Linked DNA regions of Homo sapiens: region 2 is linked to region 1. A link is a loop called in an ENCODE intact Hi-C map of the cell type or tissue named here. Cell type or tissue: psoas muscle. All regions are shown on one strand.

The links. A loop is a pair of places that touch in the nucleus more often than their neighbours do. Peaks named below come from ENCODE experiments on the same cell type or tissue, not always from the same donor. Only the 100,000 strongest peaks of a DNase experiment are listed, where the experiment ranks them.
Region 2: a loop joins it to region 1, with 2.7 times the contacts of the local background. A loop is called at or near these places in 7 of 110 quality-filtered maps.

What each region holds. Positions count from the first base shown.
Region 1 is chr4:1,988,943-1,996,942 of GRCh38, forward strand. It overlaps NELFA (negative elongation factor complex member A), which reads right to left. Exons shown (of 11, transcript NM_005663.5): 2 at 2,602-2,773; 3 at 766-927. Among named protein-coding and RNA genes, the nearest start is that of MIR943, 6.5 kb to the left of the region's middle. RefSeq lists an enhancer at 2,866-3,705. In psoas muscle, no CTCF peak of the experiment used is centred here; DNase peaks (open chromatin) are centred at 3,339 and 3,749.
Region 2 is chr4:2,183,340-2,191,339 of GRCh38, forward strand. The region is part of intron 7 of POLN (DNA polymerase nu); the gene reads right to left. Among named protein-coding and RNA genes, the nearest start is that of HAUS3, 55 kb to the right of the region's middle. RefSeq lists a silencer at 3,092-3,264. In psoas muscle, a CTCF peak has its summit at 3,205 (motif pointing left); no DNase peak of the experiment used is centred here.

The DNA of each region.
Region 1 (8,000 bases):
TGGGTTTTTTTTTTTTTTTTGAGATGTTGTTTCGCTCTTGTTGCCCAGGCTGGAGTGCAGTGGGGCAATCTTGGCTCACTGCAACCTCCGCCTCCCAGGTTCAAGTGATTCTCTTGCCTCAGCCTCCCAAGCAACTGGGATTACAGGCATGCACCACCACAGCCAGCTAATTTTTGTATTTTTAGTAGAGACGGGGTTTCACCATGTGGGCCAGGCTGGTCTCGATCTCCTGACCTCAGGTGATCTGCTGGCCTCAGCCTCCCAAAGTGCTGGGTTTACAGGTGTGAGCCACCATGCCCAGCCTAAATTCTGAAGTTTTTAAAGCATGTTTTCAGAACATAAAGTTTAATATAGTGATAAACTTCTAACAAAAAACTTTATGCAGAACTTTATCTTCTTTTTCTTGAGACAGGGTCTCACTCTCTCCCAGGCTGGAGTGTAGTGGTGTGATCACAGCTCACTGCAGCCTCAACCTCGTGGGCTCAGGTGATCCTCCTACCTCAGCCTTCCGAGTAGCTGGGAGCACAGGCACGCACCACCATGCCCGGCTAATGTTTTGGTACTTTTGGTAGAGATGGGGTTTCTTGGCTGGTCTCAAACTCCTGGGCTCAAACGACCCACCTGCCCCAGCCTCCCAACAGGTGTGAGCCACCATGCCTGGCCCAGAACGCCACCTTGAAGGGGCAGTCTTGGTACCTTAGAACCTAAGAAACCTATGACTGGAAACTACAAAGACAATGCCCGATGGCGGCCGCGGCCACTCACACTTCTGCAGCAGCTCCGCCCGCAGCGTGGCGCTCTTGGGTTTCCGCTTTAACTGAAAATGCTTCACCGGGGGAGTGAGGGGTCCCGCGAGGGTCGTCAGGGCGTTTTTGTTCAAGTACTGGCACTCCAGTGGCAGCATGGCAGACGCTTCACACTCACCCACTGCCGGTAAGAACCACATGAAGTTAGGGGCGCCCAGGCCGCAGACCTCCCGGCTGAGAGGAGCTGGCGGCTGCCCAGCCCCACACCCTCCTCAGTTAGGGTTAGGTCATGGGAGCTTCGGCTGTCCCCTGAGGTCCTCGAGACTGACTCCCCACGGCTCCAGCAGAACACCCAGGAGCATTTGCAGAACAGGAATGCCTGAGAGGCGGGCATGCCTTGAGAGGGCTGTAAACTGGAAACCTCTGGCACCGCGGACACCAAGAACCACAGGCGGACATAGATACAGTGATTCCTGGAGGGCTCCAGACACTTGTAGAACATGAAATGTTAACAGATCCCACCCCCACGTAAGAAGGACCCCCGATCTGTGGCTTCTCTCTTCCCGTCCCCGAGGGTAGCCAGGCTGGTGGTCTCTCCTGGAACCCTGGCCCTCATCCAAACTGCCCACATCCATTTCCTCAGCCTGTGTGCTCACCCACGGTTCAGATCCCAGAAACTGCCCCACGAGGGACAGGCGACCTCCCACCTGAACTGGCTACGTGCCCCACCTGGAGAAAAAGCACAGGCAGGCACATGAGAGTTCACCGGCCTCAGCCTTCCTGCCCGCGGGACACTCCTGAGACACGAACGGGTGGGGTGGGGTGGACCTGTCCAGACCACTGCTCCAGAGGCATCTGTGTGGTGTGTGTGACCTCACAGGTGGGGAGAGGTGCCACTTGCAGGGGGGTGGCCAGCAGGGCCCCTGCAGGAGTGTGCAGCCTCGATGTCTCCATCCCACAACCCTGTCTCTCTGGGTGCTGCCCTTGAAGGAGCTGGGGCACAACGTTTGGGCTCTGAGGAGCCAGTTCCAATTGTCCAAAGCAGGAGAGAAACTCAGAAAAGCACAAGCATCAAGCATCCCATCAAGACATGTTCTTCAAATCCATCTACAAATAGTTGTTTCTTTTAAGAGATACATTCTCACCCTGTTACCCAGGCTGGAGTGCAGTGGCGCGATCATGGCTCACTGCAGCCTTGGCCTCCCAGGCTCAAGTGATCCTCCTGACTCAGCCTCCCAAGTACCTGGGAGGACAGGCATGTGCCATCACGCCCACCTAATTTTTATTTTTTGTACAAATGGGTTCTTGCTATGTTTCCCAGGCTGGTCTCGAACTCCTGGGCTCAAGCAATCTGGCCATCTCAGCCTCCCAAAGTGCTGGGGTTACAGGAGTGAGCCACGGAGCCCAGCCTTGTGAATATTTTCTAAGTGACTTTCAGTTCACATTTAAACAACTAAATCGTTGATATTTTCAACATGCATTTCTGAGCATGTACTCTGGGCCAGGGAATGCTCTGGGCCCTAGAACCTAGGATCTACAGATACCACCTGAATGGGCAGAGCCCCTACCCTCACGGAGCCGACCAGAGAGAGACGGCGAGTGGCGTGACACAGCCTCCCACTGACACCGCAGCAGTGAGGATGGGGCCTGTGGGCTGTTTGGAGTTTGTTTTCAAAGATGGCAAAAGCCAGGCAGCAGCTTACGGGGGAGGATGGTGCATATACAGTTAATATTCTAGGGACCAGGACACACGGAAAAACGTAAAGGTCTAAAAATCAAATTCATTTCAGAAAAAAATTTTTCAAGAAAGATCCATTTCCCTCCACCCAACATGAATTAAAGCAGCACAACATACCCTTTTCTCTAAGTTCTCCCAAAATATCCTGAACGTTGGGATTCTGCTCCTCCAGCTCCAGGTTAAGCGAGCCTGTGTCCGGAAAGGACTTCAAGATGTCGGCGACCATGAGCACCCAGGGGTCCGAGTCGAGGCTGGCGAGCTGGATGATCTCCATTAGGGCGCCCTTCATCTGCAAAATAGGATGCTGCCGGCGCCACCATGCCCCTGCCCACTTCCAAGCCCACTCCCTGCTGAGCTTCCGGATGGGCACTGGGCAGTGGCCGGGCTCTCTGGCAGTTGCCCCCAACACTTCCTCCTGAGGGCTCCCCTTCCTCTGAGCCCCCCGCCTCACCCCAGGGCCACCTTGCTTCCCTGAGCAGCACAGCCTCTGCCAGGTTGCAAGGCCCCGGCATCCGGTGCCCTCCCAGCAGCCTCCCACCTCCCAGCAGCACCCAGTCCACTGGGCCTACTCTTCCACCGGTGCGCAGATGCAAGAAAACCTGAAGGGTGAGAAGCCGGGGCCACCACTGCTCCCGCAGAAAGCCTGCGGGTGGGAAATCCTGGGGATGAGGGGCGTAGAGCAGGCAGGTGCCCGGCACAGCAGAGCGCAGGAGCAGGGTGGAGTCACCTGCCGCGGGGGTGTGTGCCTGGGCAGCAGGGGGTGGGGCCTGGGACCTGGGGCAGCACCCGTGACAGCTGAGCTGGTGCCTAGTCACCATCTAGGCAGGGACGGCTGCCTCTGGGTCTGGACGGCGCTGGGAGTTGGCGCTCGTGGAGCCTGGAGGTGGCCCCGGGATCTGGAGTGAGGCCAGGGCCTTGGGGAGGCCATGGGCGACGTGCGTGGAGGAAGCAGGCGCACCCCGTGCTCCCTCAATACCTGGGAGGCCAGATCCATCCACACCAGGGCCTGCTTCGGCCACATAAACCCCCTCCCACGAGGAAACGCAGAGAGCCAGGCCATGGCGTGCCTGTGCCTCTGCCATGCGCCCACTGGGCTGCTCACAGTGTGAGACAGCTGGGCTGGCTGGCGCTGGGGGTGAACAACAGCGCCCTGCCCTGTCCAGACGCCGGGGCTGAAACCCCAGCCCCAGGCCTTCCTGACACCCACTCCCTGCGTCAGGCGCCAGAGACCCGTCCTACGAGGGCTGCGGCCATCACGTCCCCGCGAGCGCCGCCTCCTGGTGGCCTCTGAGTGGGAGGACCTTCCAGCGCTTCCCTCACTGTCCTCATGGGCTTCCTGCCCTGAGGGAAGTTGGCTCGAAGGGCAGAGATCAGAGGTCGTGCCAGGGGAGCCTGCCTGCTGCCAAGCCCCTCTGCATCTGCCCTGCAGGACACCCAGCTGCCCTCAGGAGTCAAGAACCCCCCGCGTGGCCCAGCCCCTTCTGTTCCTTGGGCAACCAGGGAGGGTGTCGCCCCGGCCGCTGACCCTGCGCCCCGGGCCCTCACTCCCGACGCCCGCCCGAGCTGAGTGCGCGATGCGGCAGAAGATGCTACGTGGCTGCAGGAAGCGCTGCGCACACGCTGCCTCTGGCAGCCGCACAGCCCGGCTGTTTCCAGCCAGTGCGGCCTCTCCACAGCAGCCCCAGGGAAACCCTACGCCTGCCAAGAGGCAAGCGCGCGGCATTTTATAAAAATGGTAAGGATAAAAAAAGTCGGGGATGTTAATTTAAAACAAAAAGGACCACTGTTGTGGAGTCAATGTTTTCTCTCCAGAACGCGCATGTTGAAGCCTGGCTCGCTCTACTGGGGCTTCTTGTAGGAAAACGCTTGGCTTTCCCGGGCGCGGTAGCTCATGTCTGTAGACCCCGCACTTCGGCCGGCAGAGGCGGGCGGCTCACGAGGTCAGGAGTTGGGGACCAGACTGACCCACATGGGGAAACCCTGTCTCTACTAAAAATACAAAATTAGCCGGGCGTGGTAGCGCATTCCTGTAATCCCAGCTACTTGGGAGGCTGAGGCAGGGGAATCGCTTGAACCCAGGAGGCGGAGGTTGCGTGAGCTGAGATCGCACCATTGCACTCCAACCTGGGCAACAAGAGCGAAACTCCATCTCAAAAAAAAAAAAGAAAGAAAGAAAGAAAAAGAAAAGAAAGAAAGAAAAAAGAAAATGCTTGGCTTACACACAACAGAAATTTACTTCTCACGGTTCTGGAGGTGGGAATCCAAGATCAATTAAGGCGCTGGTGGATTCCCCGCCTGGTGGGGGCCCCTTCCAGCTTCATGGAAGGTGCCTTTTGCTGGTGGAAGGTGGGAACGAGCTCCCCTGGGCCTTTTTTTTTTTTTTTTTTTGAGACAGAGTCTCGCTGTTGTCGTCGCCCGGGCTGGAGTGCAATGGCAGGATCTCGGCTCACTGCAACCTCCGCCTTCCCAGGTCCAGCGATTCTCCTGCCTCATGCTCCCACAGTGCTGGGAATCCAGGCGCCACCACCACGCCCGGCCCAGGCCTACCTTGTAAGGTCTGTAATTCTTAGAGAGCAGGGGCCCTAACTCATTTCTGTACTCTTCACTGAATAAACTATCACATCATTAAAATGTCTCTTCCTCTTCCCTGGTATAAAGAACTGCTGTTTACTAAGCTTTTCAGAGGAATAGGGCCGGGTATAGTGGCTCACGCCTGTGGTTCCAGCTACTCGGGAGGCTGAGGCAGGAGGATCACTTGAGCCCAGGGGTTCAAGGCTGCAGTGAACAAAGATGGCACTACTCCACTCCAGCCTGAGCAACAGAGCAAGATTTCATTTCTTAAAAAAATTAAAAATTGGCTGGGCACGGTGGCTCACGTCTGTAATCCCAGCACTCTGGGAGGCTAGGGCGGGTGGATCACTTGAGGTCAGGAGTTCGAGATCAGCCTGTCCAACATGGCGAAACCCCATCTCTACTGAAAATACAAAAATTAGCCAGGCATGGTGGTGCACTCCTGTAATCCCAGCTACTGGGGAAGGTGAGGCAGGAGAATTGCTTGAACTTGGGAGGCAGAGATTCTGGTGAGCCAAGATGGCGCCACTGTACTCCAGCCTGGGCAACAGAGCAAGAGTCTGTCAAAAAAAAAAAAGCCGGGCATGGTGGCTCACACCTGTAATCCTAGCATTTTGGGAGGCTGAGGTGGGCGGATCACAAGGTCAGGAGATTGAGACCATCCTGGCTAACACAGTGAAACCCTGCCTCTACTAAAAATACAAAAAATTAGGCGGGCGTGGTGGTGGGCACCTGTAGTCCCAGCTACTTGGGAGGCTGAGGCAGGAGAATGGCGTGAACCCGGGAGGTGGAGCTTGCAGTGAGCCGAGATTGCGTGCCCCAGCCTGGGCAACAGAGTGAGACTCCGTCTCAAAAAAAAAAAAAAAAATTAAAAATAAAAAGACACATTACAAAACCAGTGAACTGGTTGTAGAATTTCATTCAGAAACACAAGTTGTAGCAGATGCCATGCATAAGGTTAACCTTATGTGTCAACTTGACTGGGCCATGGGGCACCTGGACAGTTAGTCCCTCATGATTCCAGGTGTGTCTGTGAGGATGTTTCTACATAAGACTAACATCTGAATTGTACTGAGTGAGGCGAGGGCCCTCCCTACTGCTGAGTGGGTCTCATCCAATCAACTGAAAACCAAAGCAGAACAAAAATGCTGAGTAAGGGGAACTCCTGCCTGTTTGAGCTGGAAGATTGGTCTTTTCCAGCCTTCAGACTCTGGCTGAAACATCAGCTCTTCCTGGGTCTTGAGTCTCAGGGCTTACATCACTGGCTCTCCTGGTGTGTGTGCATGTATGTGTCTATATACCCTCTTGGTTCTGTTTCTCTGGAGAACCCTGACTGATACACTGTGGAACACATCCAGCCCAGTCATCTAGTCACCCTGTATCTATGGTCCTATGTAGAAAAGTTTAATTTTCAGAATGATATCCCTAAGATACCAGACCCCTAAATAAATGAAGGAAGAAAACTAAGATAAATTAGAATGTCTTATAAACCTTTTTTTAAATACCAAGAAAATAAAAATATTTTTCAGAAAAGTAAATGACCCAGAATGGCCTAGTCCTTTCACAATCCAGTTAAATGAGGTCTTTATCACAATTTCTTGTAATACATAAAGACAAAGTCCAAGAAACATACATATAAAATAAAGCTGGTACATTTATATTAATGTTAGATGGAAGCAGATTTTAAGAACAAAACATTACTAAATACAGAGAATCTCTATGTAAAGATCCAAGGTTGAGCTCACATGGTAACTATAACAACTATACACTTGGATGCACCTAATAACACAGCCCCAAAATATATACAGCATAAGCTGAGAAGGAGGAACAGACAAACCCATAATCCTAACGGGGAGATCAACAAATCCTCTTCTCACTGATTTTTTTTTTTTTTTTTAAACCAAGCTGCACGTGCCTGTAGTTCTAGATACTTGGGAGGCTGAGGAATTTGAGTCCAGCCCGGGCAACATAGTAAGACCCCACACCTTTAAAACAAAAAACAGTTAAGAATAGAATAGATTTGTACAACATGATTATACAAATTGGCCTAATGAACATCCACTGAGCAATGGATTTCAAAACTAGAGTACATATGATTCGCAAGCTTACTGGCAACATTTACAAAAACTGACCATACATTTTGCCATTAAGCAGATCTTAAATTTCAAACGACTAAAATAAACCATATTCTCTGACAAGAGCTCAATACAGCTAGAAATTAATAATAAAAACAAAACTATCTTCCCCTCCAATGTAGGGAAATTATGAAACATTTCTAAATTACACAGGGATCAGTGAAGAACTTACTGAAATTAAAAAATAGTGTGACGATACAGTTCTGTGACTATCAAAACTTGTGGGATGCGGCTTACACTGTAATTAGAAGAGAATTTATGGACATACGCACATACACACACGAAAAGAAGCCTGAGATTGGCATCCATCTTTAAAACTTAGAAAAAGAGCAACAAAGTAAGTACAAAGACAGGAGAAAGAAAATTAGTGAAACAGAAATCCAAGTTCAACAAAGCCAGAAGCTGGTAGTTTGAAAATTCTTATAAAATCAACAAACATCTGGTGAGATGGATCAAGGGGGAAAAAATAAGAAATAATCACTATACATGCTTCTGACATTTAAAAAGAAGATGTTTGAGCTGGTCATATTGGCTCATGCCTGTAATCCCAGCAATTTGGTCAACCAAGGCATGTGGATCACTTGAGGTCAGGAGCTTGAGACCAGACTGGCCAACGTGGCAAAAACCTGTCTCTACTAAAAATACAAAAATTAGCCGGGAATGGTGGCACACGCCTGTGATCCCAGCTACTCAGAAGGCTGAGGCACGATAATCACTTGAGTCTGGAAGGTGGAGGTTGCAGTGAGCCAAGATTGCACCATTGCACTCCAGCCTCGATGACAGAAGGGTATTTGAGACACTCTCTCTACA
Region 2 (8,000 bases), 190 kb after region 1:
ACCTTTACACCAAAGTTCATAGAAGCATTAATCATAACAGCTAAAAGTGAAAACAACTCAAATGTTCATCAACTGATGAATGAACAAAATATGAATATTATTCAGCCATAAAAAGGAATAAAGTACTGATACATGCCACAACTTGAATGAACCTTTAAAACACTAGGTTAAAAACCAACAACAACAAAAAGCTACATCAGGCTAAATGAAATAAGCTAGTGACAAAAGGTTGCATATTGTGCAATTCTATTCATGTTAAATATTCAGAATACACAACTCCAGAGACAAAAAACCACAGATTAGTGCTTGCCAGAGTCTGAGAAAGGGGGGATGGGGAGTGGCTGCTAAGGAGTACAGGGTTTTTTTTTGGGGTGACAAAAATGTTCTGATATTATGTAGTGGTGATAGATGCACAATTCTGTGATTACTTGAAAAACCCCTGAATTGTACAGTTAAAGAGTGAATTTTATGGTATGAAATTATATCTTAATAAAACCGCTATTTTTTAAAGCTATACCAGAAAGCTATTTACAAGGTGTTCTTTTTTTCTTTTTTTTTTTGAGACAGAGTCTTGCGAGATCTCTGCTCACTGCAATCTCTGCCTGCCAGGTTCAGGTGATTCTTCTGCCTCAGCCTCCTGAGTAGCTGGAACTACAGGCGCACGCCATCATGCCCGGCTAATTTTCATATTTTTAGTAGAGATGGAGTTTCACCATGTTGGCCAGGCTGGTCTTGAACTCCTGACCTCAGGTGATCCACTCGTCTCCGCCTCCCAAAGTGCTGGGATTACAGACGTGAGCCACCGTGCCCAGCCAAAGTTTTTTTTTTTTTTTTAAGGGTACATACATATCTTGCAAAATTGACCCAAAACAGCCAACACCAAGACACAGTCTAGTAAAACACTAGACTTTAAAAAAAAAAAGGAAAACAAAACAAACAAAAACCTTTGGACATTCAGACAAAAAGACCAAGTCACTAATTAGGGAAAGAGAATCAGATTTTCACCACACTTTCTGAAAGCACCACTTTATGCCAAAAAACAATAGTATAGCATATTTTAGAAATACAAAGAAAGATGTAAACCAGTGATCTTATATACAGCCAAACTGACCTCCAAGTACAAAGGATTCTTCAGTATGTTTTAAAGGAGATCAATAAGGTTAAGTAAAAACCCTGTCATCCTGAACATGAATTAGAAATATCAGTATGAACTCACAGTATATTTTATCTTAAAAAAAAATACAAACATCTTAGCCTGGTAACAAAAGTCAACCTAATAGTGAGGTACATATCCAGTGACCAGATTCTGGTCTCTAAATGCCATTTTCACTAATGTAACAGGGCTCCTTGAAGAAATGGCTAATTTCAGGTCTAGAGCAGGAAATGCACAAGATGACCTGGAAACATCCTACCATACCACAAATCAAAGAAGATGCCCAGATTACTAGGTTTGTATGACAAAGGCTCACCTAACTCATCAAAGATCATGTGCAATGTGTCAAAACATATCAAATATATTTAAATCCATATGCTCATAATGATACTAAAATGAAAAAGGCTTTTTTTGATCACCTTTTGGTGATTCTATGAAACAATTCATTATTTTGAAAACGGGTAAATAAAGGAAAATAATCAAATTTTATCTTGGCTTTTCTATATGAAGTGTACTTAGGGTAACCAAATAGATGATAAAAGGGGATTTCTCTTTATGTAAGTGTTATAGCTAATAAATGAAGAAAGCATAATAGATCTTAAATATCACCATGTTGCAATTAAGGAACCTAGACAATGACAAGCAGTAGCTTCTAACATCACAAAAAAAGATAAACATCCAAACATTATATACCTCCTGACAAACGTATACAACACTTATGTAGTCTTTCTCTCCCAAATCTAACCTGAATCTGATCAGGCATCTGGATCTAATTGCCAATTTACAGGAAATAGAAGAGAGATAACATATTAAATGAGAAGAAAGAGATGTGCTCAGTAAAATCCAGACTGTGAGAAATTCTACAGGACAAACAATCTGGTTTCTTGAACACCAAAACAACTGCAAGAGTGTAAGACAGAGGAAGGGAGAACATATAGATGAAAAGAGGCTTAACAAATACAAGCACACCTGGCTGGGCGCGGTGGCCCATGCCTGTAATCCCAGCACTTTGGGAGGCCGAGGCAGGCAGATTACTTGAGGTCAGGAGTTCGAGACCAGCCTGGCCAACATGGTGAAACCCCTCTCTACCAAAAATATAAAAAATTAGCCAGGCATGGTGGCACGTGCCTGTAATCCCAGCTACTCAAGAGGCTGAGTCAGGAGAATTGCTTGAACCCAGGAGGCAGAGGTTGCAGTGAGCCAAGATTGCACCATTGCACTCTAGCCTGAGTGACAGAGCGAGACTCCATCTCAAAAACAAACAAATAAACAAAAAGAAATACAAGTTACGGGCTTTGGGCCCCAGTTAAAACAAACTGTAAAAAAACAAAACAAATAAACAAAAACAGTTATAGAACAACTAGGGAAGTGCAAACACTGACTAGACAGCTAATAATAAAAAGAGATTATTGGTAATAGAGTGATGTTACCAAAATGGTAGAACACAAGAAAGCCGGCTTCACTCTCCTTCACAGAAAAAGCAAAAACCAATATACAGCACCAAGATTATCACCAGCAATATCCCAGAACCCAAATATAAGGATGACACAGTTTCCAAGGCCACACAGAAGTGAAAAAACTCCATGCAGACAGTAAGAGAATCAGACTTTATGTCCCTTCCCCAATCTGCCAGTCACCAAACATGTAGAAAAACTTCTCCCAATTCAGTTACTAAACTGAAAAAAGTGAGACTGAGGTGGACAATCAACTTTCCCATCATCTTGGGCCCCCTGGCAGGAGACCCGTCCCTGCCACAATCCACAGGAAGCATCATGAGTGTCTGAAGGGAGAAATATCCCTGAGGACAGCCAGAAATGGGCAGTGGTAGAGACTAGCAGACACTCGGCTCTGTACCATAGACAGAGGAGACACCAAATCAGAAAGGCTGGTCAGTAGGACCATGTTGTAGGAGGTACATCCTACAGGTCCCCTGGGCATGAACTCCCGGCTAGCCTTCCCATACTGCGAGGTATTCCCTTAGGGACTTTCCTCATCAGGGATGGGGAGCGCTCTGAAGTTTGCTAGAGCCGAGGCACACCTGGGCTTAAGGTGCCACCTAGTGCTGAAAAGGAAGCAAGGACCTAGCAAAAACAAAAAGATATTTAACAGGTATATTGACCAAAAATCTCTGAGCAAACATACCTAATAAAAAACCAAAACAAACCAGACAGAGAAGATTGGAACAAAAAAACGAATCCTTCAATGCAAAGAAATAGACGTACATTCACAAGAAATAATAGCAAGTGGGGAACCATGACATTCTCAAACCAGACAAAGCAAGGAGCCAGTGACTGACCTTAACAGGATGGCGACAGTGAAGCTCTTTGATCAAGAATTCAAAATTGCAGTTTTAAGGAAACTCAGTGATCTCTAAAATAACACAGAAAAACCCAGAAATTAATCAGAAAAATTTAACAGAGGTTGACTTAATTTAAAAAATCAAACAGAAATCCTGGAACTGAGAAATATATTTGCTGAACTGAAAAATTCAATAGAGGCTCTCAACAGCAGAATGGATCAAGCAGAGAAAACAATCAGTGGGTCTGAAGATAGACTACTGGAAAAGACACAGAGGAGTAAAAAGAAAAGAGAGAAGAGAAAAGAAGGACACCTATAAGATATAGAAAATTGCCTCAAAAGAGCAAATCTAAGAATTAGTGGTGTTCAAGATGAAGCAGAGCAAGAGCAAGGAATAGAAAGCTTATTCAAAAAATAATAACAGAAAACTTCCCAAATTTTTTGTTTGTTTGTTTTGTTTGTTTGTTTGTTTAGATGGAGTCTTGCTCTGTTGCTCAGGCGGAAGTGCAATGGTTTGATCTTGGCTCATTGCAACCTCTGCCTCTTGGGTTAAAGTGATTCTCCTGTCTCAGCCTCCCGAGTATCTGGGATTACAGGTATGTGCCACCATGCCCGGCTCACTTTTGAATTTTTAGTAGAGACAGGGTTTCACCATGTTGGCCAGGCTGGTCTCGAACTCCTGACCTCAAGTGATCCACCCGCCTCAGTCTCCCAAAGTGCTGGGATTACAGGCATGAGCCACTGCGCCTGGCCCAAATCTTGAGAAAGATATAAATATCCAGGTAGAGGAAGGCCAGAGATCAAACAGATTAAACCCAAATAAAACTACCCTATAATCACCCAAATATAACTACCCTATATTACACTACACATATAATAAACAAGCCCCCAAAGGTCAAGGACAAAGAAAGGACCCCAAAAACAGCAAGAGAAAAGAACAAATAACATATAAAGGAGCTCCAATTCATCTGGCAACAGGTTTCTCAACAGAAGGAGGGAGTGGGATAACCTATTCAAAGTGCTGAAAGAAAAGACAACTGCCAGGCTTGGTGGCTGACACCTGTAATCCCAACACTTTGGGAGCCCAAGGCAGGAGGATTGCTTCAGGCTAGGAGTTCAACAGCAGCCAGGACAACATAGTGAGACCCCTGTCTCTACAAAATAAAAATAAAAAAATTATCTGGGTGTGGTAGAACACACCTATAGTCCCGACTACTTGGAAGGCTGATGCAGGAGGATCACTTCAGCCCAGGAATTTGAGGTTACAGTGAGCTATGATCACACCACTGCATTCCAGCCTGGGTGACAGAGTGAGACCCCATCTCCCTGCCAACCCCTCCCCAATAAAAAGGAAAACAAAACAAAAGACAACTGTCACCCAAGAATTCTGTGCCCAGCAAAGCTATCCTTCACACGTGAAAAAGAGATAAAGCCCCAGACAAACAAAAACTGAGGAAATTCATCACCACCAGACCCATCTTCCAAGATATGCTAAAAGGAGTTCTTCAATCTGAAAGAAAAAAACACGGGCCGGGCGCAGTGGCTCACGCCTGTAATCCCAGCACTTTGGGAGGCCGAGGTGGGCAGATCACGAGGTCAGGAGATCAAGACCATCCTGGCTAACACAGTGAAACCCCATCTCTACTAAAAATACAAAAAAATTAGCCGGGCCTGGTGGCGGGCGCCTGTAGTCCCAGCTACTCGGGAGGCTGAGGCAGGAGAATGGCGTGAACCTGGGAGGCGGAGCTTGCAGTGAGCCGAGATTGCGCCACTGCACTCCAGCCTGGGCAACAGAAGGAGACTCCATCTCAAAAAAAACAAAAAACAAAAAAACAAAACAAAACAAAAAAAAACCACGAACATACAAAAAGAAAACATTTGAAGGATTGAAACCCACTGGTAAAAGTAAATACACAGACAAACTCAGCATACTCTAACACTGAAATTGTGGTATGCAATCCACCATAACTCCAGTGTGAAGATTAAAAGATAAATCTATAAAAAACAGTAATAGCTATGGTAACGTGTTAAGAGATGGGCCATATAAAAACACATAAATCGAGGCAACAAAAAGTCAAAATGTGTGTAGGGGGTGGAATTAAAGTGTAAAGATTTTTTAGTTTTTCCTTTATTTGTTTGTTTCTATTCTTTTCTTTGTAAATAAAGATAAGTTGTCATCTGTTTAAAACAACTTGTTATAACTATAAGATTTTTTTTGTAAGGCTCCTTTTTATTTTTAGTGTATTTATTACTGGTTTTTGTAACCACAAAGCAAAAACCTATAATAAATACACACACACACAAAAAGCTACAAATTAAAAGATACTACCAGAGAAAATCACTTAACCACAAGTAACAAAATGGTAGTAATAAGTCCTCACCTACCAATAACATTGAATGTAAATGGACTAAATTCTTCAATTAAAAGACATAGAATAGCTGAATGGATAAGGAAATAAGACACAACTATTTCCTGCTTACTAGAAACCCACTTTACTTATACAGACTTACATAGAATAAAAGTGAGGAAATGCAAGAATTAATATTGTTAAAATATCAATGTTACCGGCCAGGCACAGTGGCTCACGCCTGTAATCCCAGCACTTTGGGAGGCTGAGGTGGGTGGATCACGAGGTCAGGAGAACGAGACCATCCTGGCTAACATGGTGAAACCCCGTCTCTACCAAAAATACAAAAAATTAGCCAGGCATGGTGGCGGGCGCCTGTAGTCCCAGCTACTTGGGAGGCTGAGGCAGGAGAATGGCGTGAACCCAGGAGGCAGAGCTTGCAGTAAGCCAAGATTGTGCCACTGCACTCCAGCCTGGGCGACAGAGAGAGACTCCATCTCAAACAAAAAAAAAAGAAAAAAAATCAATGTTACATGAAGCAATCAAAGAGTCAATGCAATCTCTATCAAAATACCAACCAATGACATTCTTCACAGAAATAGGACAAAAAGGCCAGGCGCGGTGGCTCACGCCTGTAATCCCAGCACTTTAGGAGACCAAGGCGGGTGGATCACGAGGTCAGGAGATCAAGACCATCCTGGCCAACATGGTGAAACCCCGTCTCTACTAAAAATACAAAAATTAGGTGTGGTGGCGAGTGCCTATAGTCCCAGCTACTTCAGAGTCTGAGGCACAAGAATCACTTGAACCCAGGAGGTAGAGGTTGCAGTGAGCTGAGATCACGCCACTGCAATCCAGCCTGGCAACAGAGCAAGACTCCATCTCAAAAAAAAAAAAAAAAAAAGAAATAGGACAAAAATGCCTAAAATCTGTATGGAACCAAACACCCTGAATAGCCAAAGCAATCATGAGCAAAAACAACAAAGCTGGAGGAATCACCCACACTACCTGACTTCAAATTATACTACAAAGCTATAGTAACCAAGACAGCATGGTACTGACATAAAACCGACACGCAGACCAATGGAACAGAATAGAGACCCCAGAAATAAATCAACACATTTACAGCCAATTCATTTTTGACAGGCTCCAAGAATATATATTGGGGAAAAGTGCTGGGAAAATCACATGCAGAAGAATGAAACTAGACTCCTATCTCTCACCATATACAAAAATCAAATCAAAATGGATTAAGGACTTAAATCTAAGACCTGAAACTATGAAACATCTGGAAGAAAACATTGGGAAAATGCTCCAGTGCATTTGTCTGGGCAATGATTTTTTTTTTTTTACTACAACTTCAAAAGTATAGGCAACAAAAGCAAAAACAGACAAATGAAATTACATCAAGCAAAAGCTGTACAGCAAAGGAAACAATAGAGTGAACAGACAACTCACAGAATGGAAGAAAATATTTGCAAACTATCCATCTGATAGTGGATTAACAACCAGGATATAAAAGGAACTCAAACAGCTCAATAGGGGGAAAACATGATTTAAAAATAGGCAAATGATTTGAATAGACATTTCTGAAAAGAAGATATACAAAAGGCCAACAAGAATATTTAAAAATGTTCAACATCACTAATCATAAGAAAAATGCAAGGAAAATCACAATGAGATATCATCTCACCCCAATTTAAAACGACTTTCATCAAAAAGATAGGGAATAACAGATACTGGTGAGGATATGGAGAAAGGGGAACCCTCATACACTATTGGTAGGAAAGTAAATTAGTACAGCCACTATGGAAAACAGTACGTAGGTTCCTCAAAAAACGAAATAGAACTACCATATGATCCAGCAATCCCACTCCTGGGTATATATTCAAAAGAATCAACATATCAGAGCGATATCTGCATTCCCATGTTACTGCAGTACTATTCACAATAGCCAAAATAAGGAATTAACCTGAGTGTCCATCAACAGATAAATAAAGAAAATGTGGTATTACTATTCAGCCATAAAAAAGAATGAAATCCTGTCATTTGCAGCAACATGGATGGAGCTGGAGATCACCATGTTAAGTGAAATAAGCCAAGCACAGAAAGATAAATATCGCTCATATGTAGGAGCTGAGAAAGCAGATCTCATGAAGGTAGAGTAGATTGGTGGTTACCAGAGGTCAGGAAGGGTAAGG